2 separate regions of the Homo sapiens genome follow, and region 2 is linked to region 1. Evidence: read pairs that join two places in POLR2A ChIA-PET (ENCODE). Cell type or tissue: A673. All regions are shown on one strand. Links, peaks and the distances in the headings refer to the core of each region. The heading gives the core; the rest is flanking DNA. Region 1 overlaps CENPP (centromere protein P). Region 2 has its middle 38 kb from the start of LINC00475.

Region 1 (5,000 bases), core at 1-5,000:
TTTTGTGGCAAAATATACATAAGATTTACTATTTTAACCATTTTTGAGCGTTCAGCTCAATGGCATTAAACACATGCACATTGTTGTACAGCCATCACCACTGTCCATCTTCAGAACTTTTTCATCACCCCTAAACTGAAACACCATACCTATTAAACACGAACTCCCTACTAGCCACTCTGACAACTGCAGGTTCTTTTTTGAGTTCTGCATATCCAGCCTTTAATGATGACTTGGTTCTCTTACCACTTTGCTCTATCGGAAATACCTTGAAATTTTCCTTCATAGTTTGCTGTGACATTTGGTGTTCACTTGTCAGAAGCTCATTTATATTTATGGCTTTTTTTTTTTTTTTTTTTGAGACGGAGTTTCGCTCTTGTCGCCCAGGCTGGAGTGTGGTGGCGCAACCTCAGCTCACTGCAACCTCCGCCCCCTGGGTTCAAGGGAGTCTCCTGCCTCAGCCTCCCGAGTAACTGGGATTACAGGCACCCGCCACCATGCCCAGCTAATTTTTTGTATTTTTACTAGAGATGGGGTTTCGCCATGTTGGGCAGTCTGGTCTCGAACTCTTGACCTCAGGTGATCTGCCCACCTCGGCATCCCAAACTTCTGGGATTACGTGAGCCACCGTGCCCGGCCGCACATCATTTATATATGAAGATTGTCTCTGTTCTTTTTTCTTTTTCTTTTTCTTTTTTGTTTTGTTTTTTGAGAGAGGGTCTCACTCTGTTGCCCATGCTGAAGTGCAGTGGCATGATTATGACTCACTGCAACCTTCACCCACCTCCCATGCTCAAGCAATCGTCCTGCCTCAGCGACCCTCCACCAGCCAAGTAGTTGGGACTGAAGGCATGGCACCTGCCACTATGCCCAGATAATTTTGTGTGTGTGTGTGTGTGTGTATTTTTTGGTAGACATGGGGTTTTACCATGTTGGCCCGACTGGTCTTGAACTCCTGGGCTGCCTCAGGATTACAGGAGTGAGTCGCTGTGCCCAATCTGTTCTTTTTTCCTTGACTTCTATATTTAATGTAATTTGTAGGGGCATCAGTCTATGATGGCAAATGCAAAAGAAGCTGTGGTAGTTTCATGATACAGAATATACTTATATTAACATTTTAAATTAGCATTAAAACAAAATTTGAGACAAATTTTACAGACTTTATTAAGTCTTGGATTCTCAGTGTGAAGAATATAGAGTTAGATTATTCTGTGTAGAGATGGTATAAGGTCATAAGAGCATTGGTTAATGTAGTAGAATTAGAAATACAAAAGGAAGAATAGTTATGTGAGGGAGCAGAACGGATGGCAGTAAGTCCAGATGTCAGGCAAGTGAAGGAGTCAAGGATAACTTCCAAGGTATAGAGCCTGACATACCAAGGGAAATATTTTATTATTAACAAATGTAGGGTAATTTAGAGGAAAAGCAGATTCCAAGAGAAACGATTTGGTGAGCTATCAAGCTAGATCTACCTTGCAGGAAGAAGAGATACATGGTTAGAGGTATATTTTAAGAGTTACTGGCATAGAGGAGCTAAGGCTAATCATTTAGTGTTCCTGCAGAATGAAAGAATACATATTTAGGATAGCAGAAGTAAGAGTGTTAGGGTTTTCCTCTAATGTTGGAGACAAGAAGCTGACCCTAGATAGCAAATGAGAATTGGGATAATTATGCCCAAGAATCCAAGGAAGAGATGTTTTAAGCTGGCCGGAAAAGTCAACAGTATAGAATGTAGCAGAGTGTTTAAAGGAAATAATGGATGACAAAAAAAAAATACCATCTAATACAATTATTAGCTAAAATTTCTTTTTTTAAAAAAGTTTAAGTTTTTTTTTTCTTTTCTTTGTTTTTTTTTTTTTTTGTTGAGACAGAGTCTTACTTTGTTGCCCAGGCTGGAATACAGTGGCGTGATCTTGGCTCACTGCAACCTCTGCCTCCCATACTCAAGCAATTCTCCTGCCTCAGCCTCCTGGGTAGCCAGGATTACAGGCACCCGCCACCACTCGAGGCTAATTTTTTGTATTTTTAGTAGAGAAGGGGTTTCACCATATTGGCCAGGCTGGTCTCGAACTCCTGACCTCAAGTGATCCACCTGCCTTGGCCTCCCAAAGTGCTGGGATTGCAGGCGTGAGCCACTGCGCCAGGCCAACTAAAATTTCATTCTTTTTCTCAAGGAAAATATATTTATATGTTCTCAATGAAGAATGTCTGGCCATAGTGATGTTTAAAGAGATTTGCTATTTCTTTTTCCGATAAATCTCTTTCTTACTATAAAACGTTCTGTGGTGTTTACTTTTAGAAATTAAAGTTAGCTAATTGATTTTATTTTTTAATTTCTTTCTTTTTTTATTTTTTTGAGAGGGAGTCTCGCTCTGTCGCCCAGGTTGGAGTGCAGTGGCACAATCTCTGCTCACTGCAAGCTCCGCCTCCCAGGTTCACACCATTCTCCTGCCTCAGCCTCCCGAGTAGCTGGGACTACAGGCGCCTGCCACCACGCCTGGCAAATTTTTTGTATATTTAGTAGACATGGGGTTTCACTGTGTTAGCCAGGATGGTCTTGATCTCCTGACCGCGTGATCCACCCGCCTTGGCTTCCCAAAGTGCTGGGATTACAGGCGTGAGCCACGGCGCCTGGCCTATTTTTTAATTTCAAGACATCTTTTAAAATAATTTGAGAGATATATCAGACATTTAGGCTGGAATTTCATGGGTCAGAACACACATTGTAATTTTGCAAAGTAGTCCTGTTATAATTTATTTGAAAGGTGTTTCTAATATGTGGAAATTTGGAAGTATAATTTGGTTACATATGTTTTTTGTTGAAATTAAAGATTGTGGGCTGGGCATGGTGGATCACGCCTGTAATCCAGCACGCTGGGAGACTGAGGCGGGAGGATTGCTTGAAGTCAGGAGTTTAAGACCAGCCTAGGTAATAAAGCCAGACCTTGTCTCTATGAGAAGGAAAAAAAAATTAGCTAGGCACAGTGGCATACCTGTGGTCCCAGCTACTCAGGAGGATCCTTTGAGCCTGGGAGTTCAAGGCTGCAGTGCACTATGATTACACCACTGCACTCCAGGCTGGGTGACAGCGTAAGACCCTCATCTCTTAAAAAGGAAGAAAGAAAAAAAAAGTGGTGGTGTTAGTAACCACACTGGTTTTGAGAAAATTCTTTTTAATTTTTTAATTTTTTTTATTTTAATGGGGGAAGGTGACTTAATTGGAAGAGAGTAAGAGGGACAAAATGGGAATGCTTTGAGGAAAATGGGGTTATTAGATGAAACACGTGTTAGTAATTGGAGTGATTATTTTTGATATTTGCCTTTTAGAAAATCTTTTCAAGCCATACACCAATTCAATTTGGAAGGATGGAAGTCTTCAAAAGATCTGAAAAATCAGCTTGGACATTTAGAATCAGAACTTTCATTTCTAAGTACGCTTACTGGCATCAATATAAGAAATCACTCCAAGCAGACAGAAGACCTAACAAGCACTGAGATGACAGAAAAGAGTAAGCATTTTTTTTAAATCTAGACATAGTATGGAAGCTTACCTTATTATGCATAAGAAATTGGTTGTCATAATATTGAATTAAAATTCTACAAGGTAAGTATTTGAAAGTATGGTTGTGGTAAACTTGTTTACTCACATATCTTTTGAACATCACGGTGTTCAAAAAGCTGCCTGGGCCAGGCCCCGTGATCATGCCTATAATCCCAGCTTTTGGGAGGCCAAGGCATGCAGATCACCTGAGGTCAGGAGTTTGAGACAAGCCTGGCCAACATGGTGCAACTCTGTCTCTACTGAAAATACAAAAATTAGCCGGATGTGTTGGTGGGCACCTGTAATCTAAGCTACTTGGGAAGCTGAGCCAGGAGAATCATTTGAACCCGGGAGGTGGAAGTTGCAGTGAGCTGAGATTGTGCCATTGCACTCCACCCTGGGGGACAGAGCAAGACTCCATTTAAAACAAAAAAAAAAAGGGCTGCCTGAGATAAATATTAAAGAACAGACACAGTTTCTTTTCTTTCTTTCTTTTTTTTTTTTACCTTCTCCTTCCTGATGGAAAAGAACAGACACAGTTTTTATCATTAAGTACCTTAATAGTCAAGTAAATAGTAATAAGCGAATAATGATTATAAGAACAACAGCACCATTAATTTATACATCTTAGGAGTTGTTCAGCACTGACATGAAAGCTGCCAAGATAAATATTTTAGCAGCTGGACCTTTTGCTGGAAGGAAGGTTTCTGGTCCCAATGACTAGATTTTATTGCCAAAGATCTGTGATGCACTAAGAGATAAAGGGAAGCTACTGCAGCTGTGCAACTGGATGTCAAGAACTTTGGTTGGTCAAGAATAACATTCCCAAAAGCAGAAATCATTTTTGGTGTGCTTTCTGACTTTTCCACTGAAAATTACCCTCATGACAGGGGAGAGGGTCTTGGGCAGCCACTGCAGGGAGACTGAATTACATGTAGAAACAGAGTGATGGAATTTGGAGACTTAAATTACTTGAAAGGAAGAGATGGAATGCAGAGAGAATAGAGAATGAGGATAGGCCAGTTATAAGACTTTTACTAGCTTAAAAGCCGCAGCATGAAGATTAGGCGTAGAGTCTTGACAAAGCTAATGTGGTTTGAATGGGAGATTTCAGACAGGGACATCACAAGAGTTGAAATGCTTTTTTCCTGTGAGTAATATGTGCTCATTTTAGCAAACTTGGAAAAATATAGAAATTATGAAGAAGAAATATCATTTTAAAGCCAGAAATCTAAGTAGTTATAGGAGTTTCTTGAAATTAATTGCAAGTAATTCAGCAAGAGTAATGGTACCGGAAGAGAAATATCTTGTTTTTTATTTTTTTGTTCTTTTTCCTTTGTTTTTTGTTTGTTTTATTTTTTCGAGATGGAGTTTTGCACTGTCACCCGGGCTGGAGTGCAGTGGCGTAATCAAAGAGCTTTTTGAAGTCATTATTGTTTTCCATAGCTATTAGTTGGGC
Region 2 (11,554 bases), core at 3,839-8,838, 150 kb before region 1:
TTCTCTGATCTACACCCTGAGAATCTGGTAAGGCTACTGAAGGTAAAACTCCTGAAAGTTGGGGCTCTCCTAAGACTGGACATGGAGTTTTTAACTGTCAAGCTCATCCACATTGAACCCTCAGCACTTTGTCAATTACAGTTTAGGTTTTTCTACCCTGGGATTGGCTCCAATAGCCAGCTTTTACATCTGAGCTTCCCTTCAGATTAACCGTGATTCTCTGTATCTGCCTGTCTCCAGTTTTGAGGGTAGTAATCTGCCCTGTGACCTCAATTCTCTGACAGATCTAAGAAGAGTTGTTGACTTTCAGTTTGTTCAGCTTTTTTTTTTCTTGTTTTGAGAATGGGAGTGATGACTTCCAAGCTTCTTATACTCCAGACTGGAAACTGGAAGTCTTTAATTGATCTTGGTTCATTTCATTTCACTCCCATAGCTTGTCTGGGGATGACTTTGGCAACAAAAGCAGCAGCCCATGCCCGTGCACCATCTGGGAGAACAGGGGGGCCCTGATGATGACTCTAGGGCCCTCCATGCCCTACTCGTCTCTCTCTTCAGGAGTGGATATCTGAGGCTCACTTTGGGGACAGGTCAGAGTAAGCCTCCCTCAGGTGTCTGAGGCTTGGATAAAAGGCATCTTGGGTGCAGTCTGTGGGTGTGGAAAGAACAGTGATTGAGCTCTCTCAAGAGAGATCTCAGTTTGAATTTCTGTTCCACTACATACTACCTATGATATCTTTAAAAAGCCACTCAACCCTGGCCGGGTGTGGTGGCTCACGCCTGTATTCCCAGCACTTTGGGAGGCTGAGGCGGGTGGATCACGAGGTCAGGAGAGTGAGACCATCCTGGCTAACATGGTGAAACCCCGTCTCTACTAAAAATTTAAAAAATTAGCTGGGCATGGTGGCGGGTGCCTGTAGTCCCAGCTACTCGGGAGAATGAGGCGGGAGAATGAGGCAGTAGAACGGTGTGAATCCGGGAGGTGGAGTTTGCGATGAGCGGAGATTGCGCCACTGCACTCCAGCCTGGGCGACAGAGCGAGACTCCATCTAAAAAAAAAAAAAACCTACTCAACCCTAATAGGCTGCAGTTTATCTTTAAAAATAAACTAAACCAGGATAAGGATACTGAGCACTTACATTGGTTTCAAGAAACAGGGAAACTAACTGTGCAGGAACTGAGATTTGTTTGATCTGTCGCGTGGACTAGGTATGTATCCCCACCCTTTGGTTTAGAGGCCTGAGAGCATCCAGGAGGACAGGAAATCACCTAACCCCTGGCATAAGGTGTATAACAGGCAGGCCCTCAGGACACAGCCAGCCTGTGGCTGCCACAAAGGAGAATAGTGGCTCTGGGGACAGTGGAGTGGCTAATACTCTAAACAGAACTGCCCAAGCTCCCCTGACCTTCTGGAGAACATGCGTGGAGCACATGCTGTCTTGGTAACTCACTGACCTCTCAGAGTCCTGAGCAGCCCTGCTCTGAGACCCCATAACTGAGCTTACCACCAGGGGAGGGAACACTTTCTGTGGAGACCGCTGAGCTCTAAGGCTGGACACTAGTAGTGGACATATTACTAGGCATGGCAGTACCTCAGTGGTGGAGCTCTGGTCAGAGGCAGGGACTGCTGGAAATACCCCTACAGGAGTGGATACTGGGAAGACACTTTCTTCAGGCCTCACAATATTATTTTGGGGTGAGAATTCCTGCATGAGTAGTAGAGGGTTTAAGCCAGTGAGGTCCTAGTGTTGACATGCATGTGAGTCTATCTGTGCCCCTTGCCTGTGAGGGTACAGGAAATGTGGCCAATACCAAGACTGGGGACAATGTGCACTGAAACTTTTGGATGGCGCCTTGTCCATACAGACATGTGCTAAATGGGAGCTCTCCCGTTTTCCCGTGGTCTCTGAAGGCTGGGGGTAGGCTGTGCTGAGAGGCCTCTAGGAGTCCTGCTGGCTGCACAGGGCTGTGTCCAGCAGGCTTGCAGGAAGGATGGCCCAGAACACTATTTTGAGGCTTATTGCTGGGGCACTAAATCCTGCATCAGCTAAGTAGATAAGGTAATACCAGGCTCTACCAGCTGGAGGAGTACAGACTTCTTGGGGCAGGGTTGGCCAAGGGCCTTAGACAGGAGGGAGCATGTTTATGCAGGATTGGGGGCTTTGGAGATGGGCAGTGGGTCAAGTGCCTGCAGACTTGGGGAAAGCAGGGCCTACGGGGACAGGTGAGGAGGGGCAGGAATTGTCCCTAGGCGCAGAGCTCTGAGCATGGCTGACCTAAACCTCGGCTTTTGGCTTGGCATCAGGACCCTCCTCCATCTGCTTCTGTCAGTCTTTCCCAGACCCTCATGTTTTGAAAGCACTCTAGCTGCAGGCTGGAACCCTCTTCTCATGGCTGGGATCCTGTTCCCCAGTCCTGCTCAATTACTTTGTGCACCAGCCACTTCCCTTTTTCCGTCTCCACTGGGAGTCGAACCTCCCTCCTCCACGCCCCAGGAGCGCTGTTCCTGTACTTCAGAGAAGCCCTTGCTCCCTGACACTGTGGACACCAGGTGTAGTTTCAGCTCCTCTGAAGGCCTGGGTGCTTCCTGTGGCAGGAGCAACGTTGAGTGCAGACTGACCCCACTCCCTCCCAGCTGGCGGCCTCAGCTCCCTCAGCACCCCTAGTGTCCCCCCTACCCCTGCTTTCCTCCTAGGAGCCCACAGTTGAGATTCTTTGTGTGAGGTCCCAGGTTCCTGCCCTGGGAGTCAGACAATGAATCCTATGGAAAGGGCAAGCACTAAGGAGCAGGAGGGGCCTTGGAGGGCCGTGCGGGGTGGAGGAGGAGCAGATGACTCTTTTGTTGGGTTTGGTTTTGTGTTGCCAAGCTTGGTTTGGGGAATGGCAGTTGATAGGCAGAAAAGCCAGGATTAGGAACCATTTAGAGGGACAGTGGGCTAGGGAGAGGGAGGGTCAAGCATGGACACCTAGGCCGAGCAGAGAGAAGGGGTCGAGGGGCTCTGCGGTCATCACAGGGTCTGCCATGGGGCCCTGAGGGTAAGTGGCAGCAGGAGCCAGGTCTGTGGCAGCACAAGGGCTGCGCAGGGCCCAGGCAGGCCAGCAGCCCTCAGAGGCTTGGGTGGAGAGCAGGTGTGAGGAGCCAGCGCGGGGTCAGAAAGAGGAGTGAGCCTCATGATTTTGTCAATCCAGTTGATGAAGTAGGTGACCCTGGTGAAGATGCTGGGGTAGGCAGGATGCCGGCAGTCCAGGCCCCAGCTGGCCAGCCCCACCAGGACCCAGGCACTGGGGAGGTAGCAGACTAGAGGCCCCCCAGAATCGCCCTGAGAACAAAGAAAGAGGAGTTAGCTTTGGGGGATGAGTGTGTCTGAGACACCAGGTGGCAAGGTCGGACGTTCTGCGCCTCTGCTCTCTGAGTCAGGGTCCCGCTGCAGACCCACCAGATGGAAATCTCCAGGCATCAAGCTCCTGAGCTGACCCTCAGAGTGGACAATCATAGATCTGAATCTACCAACACGTGAACCCACCCTCTGCCCTCTACACCCAGGACAACACACTGCTTGAAGCCTAGAGGGGACAGCTGTATGTACAGGGCCTGAGAGGCGCTGGGCCTGCTAGCAAAGCACAGCCAGCTGAAACCTCTGTGCAGAGCGCAGCTCTTGTGAACCCTAAGCTGCAGCAGAACATCCCCTCTGGGCGCCCCGTCCTTTTTTGTTCATTTAGGCCTTTGGTTTTCTCTCAACTTTTTGGTAAAGTATCTTTAGAAAGTGCCCATGCCCAGGCCCTGTGGAGACAGCCCACATCACTAGGGAAGCAGGCAGGGGTCTCCAGAAAGTTGCTTGGAGTTACTGGAGTCCTGAAATGCTGTCAGGGTGGGATCATGCAGTTGAAAGCCCCCTATATCATGGGCCAAAAAGTGAGACCCAAAGAAAGGGTCTCAGCTGGGCACGGTAACTCACACCTGTAATCACAGCACTTTGGGAGGCTGAGGCAGGCGGATCACGAGGTCAAGAGATTGAGACCATCCTGGCCAACATGGTGAAGCCCTGTCTCTACTAAAAATACAAAAATTAGCTGGGCATGGTGGCGTGTACCTGTACTCCCAGCTACTCGGGAGGCCGAGGCAGGAGAATCGCTTGAACCCAGGAGGCGGAGGTTCCAGTGAGCCAAGATCATGCCACTACACTCCAGCCTGGCAACAGAGCGAGACTCCTTCAAAAAAAAGGAAAGAAGGAAGGAAGGAAGGAAGGGAGGGAAAAAAGAAAGGGTCTCATCTTCAGGGTGGTGGGAGGCAGGGCCCACAGCCGGCTCTTCCGCCCACTAGTCCAGGGTGCACCTGGGGCATCCAGTGCAGGCACTGCTCTTGGGAAACACGGGGAAAAGACAAACCCTGTCCCCCATGGTGCATAGATAAATAAGCCAACTGACCCTATGGAAGCGGGAGGACATTTCGTATCCATGGATCACAACAAGCTTTCCTGACCTTACACTCAAATAGGAAACAGAACCTACTTCTGCGAGGTCCAGAAGAGAGGGCCCAGTTGGCGCAAACCAGGAGAGGATGGGGCAAACCTTGTGGGAGGGAGTGAGGGGGCAGAGGGAGGTCTCAGAGCTGCAGAGGGGCAACTTGGAGAACTGTATGCTGGAGGGTGGGGGACACGTGACCTGTTTAAACCATCAGTCTGGTGCCATGTAGAGAAAGAAGTTGCTGAGCACCAGGTAGAGAGGAGGGACCAGGGAGGAAACTACAGGAGGGAAGAAATGGTCAGATTTGGGATGGTATTTTGAAGGAGGAGCCAAAGGACTTGTGGACTCTGGCCTTTTCTTACCAACCAGGGAAAAGGAGTGGAGACAAAAGGAAGAAGGCTAAGAACTCGGCTCTGGGGTCTCCAGCACTGAGAGGCCGGAAGGGCCCAGCCCCTCTCAGGCCCTGTACATACAGCTGTTCCTTCTAGGCTTCAAGCAGTGTGTTGTCCTGGGTGTGGAAGGCAGAGGGTGGGTCCACGTGTGATAGATTCAGATCCATAATTGTCCACTCTGAGGGTCAGCTCAGGAGCTTTGATACCTGGAGATTTCTATCTGGTGGGTCTGCAGTGGGACCCTGACTCAGAAAGAGGAGGCACAGAGCATCCGACCTTGCCACCTGGTGTCTCAGACATGATCATCGCCCAAAGCTAACTCCTCTTTCTTTGTCCTCAGGGTGATTCTGGGGGGCCTCTAGTCTGCTATCTCCTCAGAGGCAGCTGGTAGCAAAAAGTGGGAGTGGAGTGGCTGGCGACTGGCACCAGCAGCTGAGCGTGAGATGCTGCTGATGTGTCAAGGGAGCAGTGACTCTGGCAAGGCAGAGGCTGTGGACAAAGTGGCTTTGGTGGCATGAGAGGGACAAGGCTGGTTTGGGTGATTCAGTGCAGTCAGGCCTGGGAGGAGTCTTCAGGGAAGAAAGGTGGAGAAATGGGGCAGTAGCTGGAGGAGATTGTTGCCATGCCTTGACGTGGGAGGCATGAGAGGGAGGGCAGGGGACACAGGAGTAGGGGAAAGGCCCTAGCGACCCGGTGCTCAAGGATGGGTTGGCCCAGGGTGAGCCATCGGGGCAAGGGGGAGAGACTAGGCAGATCAGGGTGGGCAGATGTGGGGCCAAGAAGAGCGAGCTTCTCATTGCTTCATCTTCTCAGTTTGATGAGAAGCAAGAGAGCACACTGAGAGGGAGGGGCCTGGGCTGGGGGAGTGGAGGCCAGAGGAGAGAGAAGGGGTGACGTGGTGCGGTCACTAAAGAATACTCCCAAAGACATCCATATCCTCATCCCTGGAACCTGTGAATGTGTTATCTTACATGGCGTAGGGGACTTTGCAACTGGAGTTGAGTGGAGACTCTTGAGATGGGAGATTATTCTGGAGTATCTCAAAAGGCCCAGTGTCATCACAAAGTTTTTTATAAGGGAAGGCAGGAGGCAGAAGGGTCAGAGTCAGAGGAGGAGATATGACAACAGACACAGAGGTCACACTGATAGCTTTGAAGATGGAGAAAGAGACCATGAGCCCAGGAGTGTGGGCGGCCTCTAGAAGTTGGAAAAGGAAATTGAATCTCCTCTAGAGCCTCCAGAAAAAAACCCAGCTCTGATGACACCTTGATTTTAGACTTTTGCCCTCTAGAACTGCAAGATAATAGACATCTGTGGTCTCAGCCGCCCAGTTTGTGGGGATTTGCTCCTGCAGCCCTGGCAAATTCATGCCCGGGGTCTTCTTGGGAGTGGAAAGTGCCTTCGCTGTCTCAGATCCACCCCTCAGTGCTTCCCTACTCGGAGTGCCCACCCAGCTTGTTTGAGGGCAAGAGGAGGCCTGGTCCTCCGGGCAATGGTCCCTGACTACTCCAGGCCTCAGTGATCCATGCAGATGAACCACCTGCTTGCCAACATCACGCTTGATTCTGGGCCAGTCTGGGAGAGACGGGAAGGACTCCAAGGGTCTCCTGGCCCTGACCCTTGGGAGCTCCGAGTACGCAGAGGAAGTCCCAACATTAATGTACCCCATGCAAACTAGGCTGTGGTTTGCACTACTGTGGAGACAGAGGAAGCCACGTGTAACTGGTGGGCCTGGTGGTGAATTCCACATTGGGTGAAAGGGCAGGTCCGAGATAGGCCCAGAAGAATGAGTACAACTCAGATAGAGGAAAACAGACAAGGCCAGGAACATGGAAGCCAACACTTATTAAGCACCTGCTAAATGCCAGGCATGGTGCTACATTTCTACAGGAACCTTATGAAGTGGAGGCTGTTAGCAAGCCCACTGCACGGGTGAGAAAACTTAGCTAAGGTCACAGCACATGCAAGTGACAGAGTGAAGACTGCAACCAGCTGTGTCCTGCTCGCAGTCTGAGCGCTGAGTCACCCTGCAGCTCTCTCTCTCCTCAAAGCTGTTTTTGCGTGCTCCATGCAGGGAAGAGAAGAGAGCCACAGGGTGGAGGCGGGGACCACAGCAGATGGCTCAGCAGGAGATGAATCCAGATGGAATCTCACAGACAGGCAGTGGTGGCTGAAAGGCTCAGGAGATGTCCACCTCAGTGGTGTCCTTGGCCTGGGCAAGGAACTAGAGGAGGGGCAGGGCTGAGGGCACTGTGGAATGTCCAGCAGGTAGGCAAAGTGTGCTGGCCCTGAGGCTCCAGGGGCATGACCTTTGCAAGAGAGGCTGGTGGGGAACAAGGCTGGAAGGGAGCTGGACTAAGGACTTGTTGGCTGAGCCCCACCAGGGCTGGGCATTGGGCAGGCTCCCTGCTCCCCCTGGGGTACAGATGACTCTGTGAGGAGAAGGGGCCAGGCCACAGCCAGAAAGGAGGAACAATGAAGTATGTGGACGTGGACAGGAAACCAAGAAGCCTGGGGCTGGCTCCCGCTGGGCAGGCAGGTGGGCTGAGCTCCCTCCCACTACTCAGTTAGCTTGCCGGGCAATATTGAAAACAGTGCTGCCAATGAGCCCTTCCCACGGGCCAGGGGGACTCAGGGCTCAGACTAGGGGGAAGGAAAGACCTGGTTCTAGTTTTCAATCTATCATTTTGCTAGCATTGTGGTCTTTGCCAAACATATCCATTTCCAAGGGCTTGCCATAACACACTGCCACCACCTTGGTGGCTTAGAAGCAACAGAAATGTATTCTCTCACAGTTCTAGAGGCCACAAAACTGAAATCAGTGTGCTTCCAGGGACACACTACCTCCAAAGGCTCTAGGGGAAGACCCTCCCTTGGCTGTTCCAGCTTCTGGCGGCACAGGCATTCCTTGGCTTGTGGCGGCATCCCTCTCCTCTCCATGTCTTTCTGCACATGGCCATCTTCTCCATGTGTGTCTCTATGGCCTCTCCCCCTCTTTTAAGGACACCAGTCATTGAATTTAGGGCCCACCCTAAATCTAGGATGGGTTCATCTTGAGATTCTTAACTAATTACATCTGTAAAGATCCTACTTCCGAATAAGGTCACACTCTGAGGTTCCAAGTGGACGCCATCCTTCCAACCACCTCATGGAGGAGGCCTTGGAATCCTCACGCAGCTGATGAGGACCCAGGCTCAGGAGGTGAAGAGAACATCCCAGGTCACAGGGCAGGCACATGTGGTGGAGCAATGTCTCTCATTCCAGGGTCCCAGCACTTTCCTCTCTGCCCTACAGTGGTGTCTATGCAAAAGCTCGGCCCACAGATGTCAGCTTAAGAGGCTACCACCTGTGGGAGAGGTTGTGGAGGCAGGGTTGGCCTTGGAGTCGCAACACCTGGGCCCAGGTTGTACTGCCTCACTTAGGCTAGCCACTTTTCCTCTCTGGGCCTCAATTTCCCCACCTATAAGATGGAACATTACAGAAGGTTGAAAAGGATTTTCACACCATGTATCTTACTGTGAACTTATGTCCGGAATACATAAAGAGCTCCTAGAAGAAAAAGACAGACAACCCAACAGAAAAATGAGAGGAGAAAAAGAACTTGAAGGGAAACTTCATAAAGATATCCAATAATAATAAACATACAAAAAATTTTAAGCCAAAAACTACACACTCACCAAAATGGCCAAAATCAGAAAAGATGGAAAGGAATAAAAGTTGGTGAGAAAAGAAGCTCTCATCCTCTGCTAGAGGGAAGGCGGTTTGCTATCCTCTGCCAAAGCTGAACACACAGACACATCTTTTTATCTAGCAATTCTACTCATAGGATTCTATGCAATAAAATATATTCATCTGTGTCCCAAAGACAAATACAAACATGTACATAGCACAGCTACTTATAATACCTCCAACTTGGAACCTACTCAAATACTTATCCAATGTAGAATTCAACTCACACAATAGCGCGCTGTCGAGCAGTGAGAAGAACACACCATAACAACGTGTAATAGTATGGACAAATCTCAGAAATACACTGTTAGGACACAAGAGAGTGCTGACTGTAAATTCCACTTACAGGAATTTCAGAATCTACGGTGTTAAAAGTGAAGGTGTTTGTTACCCTTGGGCGTTAGTGATAAGAAGGAGGCACATGGGTGCTTCTCGGGTGCTGGTAACATGTTGTATCAGTGTGGGAAAGTTCACCAAACTATATACTTATTAATTATGTACTCTTGTGTATATATATTATGCTTTAATAAAAAGTTTAAAATATATTAAAAAATGCTGTTTGAAGATCCTTCCAGCAGATGTTCCTGCTGAGATGCGCTGGGGAAGGGGCTAGTCTAGGGGAGACTTCTGAGGGATGGAGCCCAGGGAGGACACTCAGAGGAGAGGAAACAGGAATTCCAAGGGACACCACAAAGAAAGCAGAGGCAACACAGAGACCCGTCCCAAGGGAAACTGAGGCCAAGAGAATATGCAAAGGAAGAGAGGAAATGACCGTACTCACTTTGCAGATGGACTTTCCTGTCGAGAAGTCCCCCCCCACACAGCATCTCCTCGTGCAAAGCTTAGGTCTCGCCTTTGCCAGTTCTTTGCCCATATAAGGTATTACAGAGTGTGTTCTCAATGAGGCCCACCTTGCCCTCCTGGAGATAGAAGGGTGGTGACAGTTGCACTGAATAGATAAGGGGGAGATCAATGACATGTCCTGTAGGTTAACTAAGAAAGTTCAGGCTACTCTGAGCCCCTACTCTGTCTGACTGCTAACCACAACCCCCCAAACATAGGTTTTCTCAGAACTGCTGAGCTTTAACTGCTGCTTCACTCTACTACCCATCCTTGATAAGCTTCTCTTCTTTTTCTCAAACCTTTGCACATAGTCATCCTATTCCCTCTACCTCTCTCATAGCAATAGATCACACCTCTCTTATTCTACAAGAGGCAAATCCCACCAACACATGACTCATTTATTGGAACTTAGCAACTATTCACTGACCAACTTACTCTTTCATGAACCATCCCATCCATTCTCCCTCCATCTATCACTAACCTTTCTTCTCCACCCATCATCCCATCCACTCACTCACCCATTCCTCCATCTACCTATCTTCCCACACCTACCCATTCATCCACTCACTTTCCAGATATTTGCCCATCCATCCATCCTTGCAGCCATCTCTCCATCGAGCCCTCCATCTCTCACCCACCTATCCTCCTCTCCACCTACTGACACATCCACCCACTGACACATCCACCCACTCCATCTGTCCACCCCTCACCAATCCTTCTATCTACACATCTATCCAAACATCCATCTACCAACTCAAATATCATCCATCAATCCATCCATCCATCCACTCATCCCTCCACTTATCCTTCCATCCATGCAGTCACCCATCATTCTAGCCATCCATTATCCATCCATTTATCCATTCATCCATCCATCCATCCATCCATCCATCCATCCATCCATCCATTCACTAACACAATCACTGATCTATTCACTCATCTATTCAGCTATCCTGGTGCTGTCTTTTACATGCTAATGATATAGATAATTTTTAGTAGAAAGTGACAGATTATATGAAATAATAAATTAAAAAATATTTTAGATTAAGTGATATGAAGAAAATAAAACAGGAAGATGTGATAGAGGGGGTTGCCTATTTTAGCTCACATGATTAAGTAAAACCAAGAAAAAAAACTGAATAGTAAATGTAAAGAAGTGACTCCTGCAAAGATGAGAATGACAAGCAAGCTAAGAAAAAAAAAAAACAGCAGCTAAAGGCCCCGAGATAGAAATAGCCTTGAGATGTTCAAAGAGTACCCAGGAGGCCCAAGAGGATGGGGTGGGGTATGTGAAGGCTGCAGTAAAAGATGGGGTATGTAATGGCTGCAGTGAAATATGAAGAATGGAAAGGGTGCATTGGAAGGTGGGATGTGTCATGACTGGAGCAGGAGATGGGGGATGTGAAGGGTGCGGTGGGAGGTGGGGGATGTGAAGGGTGTGGTGGGAGGTGGGGGATGTGAAGGGTGCGGTGGGAGGTGGGGGATGTGAAGGGTGCGGTGGGAGGTGGGGGATGTGAAGGGTGCGGTGGGAGGTGGGGGATGTGAAGGGTGCTGTGGGAGATGGGGGATGTGAAGGGTGTGGTGGGAGGTGGGGGATGGGAAGGGCGCGGTGGGAGGTGGGGGATGGGAAGGGTGCTGGAATTGCAGGCATGAGCCACCACGCCTGGCCATGTGTCTGGATTTCATTTTGCACAAATGAGAAGTTACTGTAGAATACTGAACCGGGAAGTGACATGACTAATATTTAAAGTAACACTCCGACACCCACATGGAGCCTACAGTGGGGGCACAGAAGAATGGAAGCTGGGTGACCAGTTCCGAAGCTACAGGCAAGAAATGGTGGTCTATCAGTGTCATGCAGCACGGTGGTACCAGCCCAGGAGCACCGTTTGGGATATTAAAACAAGTATATGTTGCCTCTACCCTCAAGGTATAACCAGATGTATGTGTGAATGCTGGGGACCAGCCAGCAGATGATCAGGGAGAATCCCCTCCATCTGGCAGTCAAAGGCCATGGATGCTAGCAGAGCCCCACTCAGTGAAGACATATTCTATCAAAAATACGTACAGCACCTCTGTTGAGAAATGCTAACCCTACACATAATTAAATATATGTTCTTCCTTTTTCC

The links. Peaks named below come from ENCODE experiments on the same cell type or tissue, not always from the same donor. Only the 100,000 strongest peaks of a DNase experiment are listed, where the experiment ranks them.
Region 2: POLR2A ChIA-PET joins it to region 1 with 10 read pairs; 2 of 35 experiments call an interaction of 5 or more read pairs at or near these places.

What each region holds. Positions count from the first base shown.
Region 1 is chr9:92,328,843-92,333,842 of GRCh38, forward strand. It overlaps CENPP (centromere protein P), which reads left to right. Exons shown (of 8, transcript NM_001012267.3): 2 at 3,328-3,509. Among named protein-coding and RNA genes, the nearest start is that of CENPP, 5.4 kb to the left of the region's middle. In A673, for the core only: no CTCF peak of the experiment used is centred there; no DNase peak of the experiment used is centred there.
Region 2 is chr9:92,174,158-92,185,711 of GRCh38, forward strand. It overlaps the pseudogene PRSS47P. Among named protein-coding and RNA genes, the nearest start is that of LINC00475, 38 kb to the left of the region's middle. In A673, for the core only: no CTCF peak of the experiment used is centred there; a DNase peak (open chromatin) is centred at 6,904.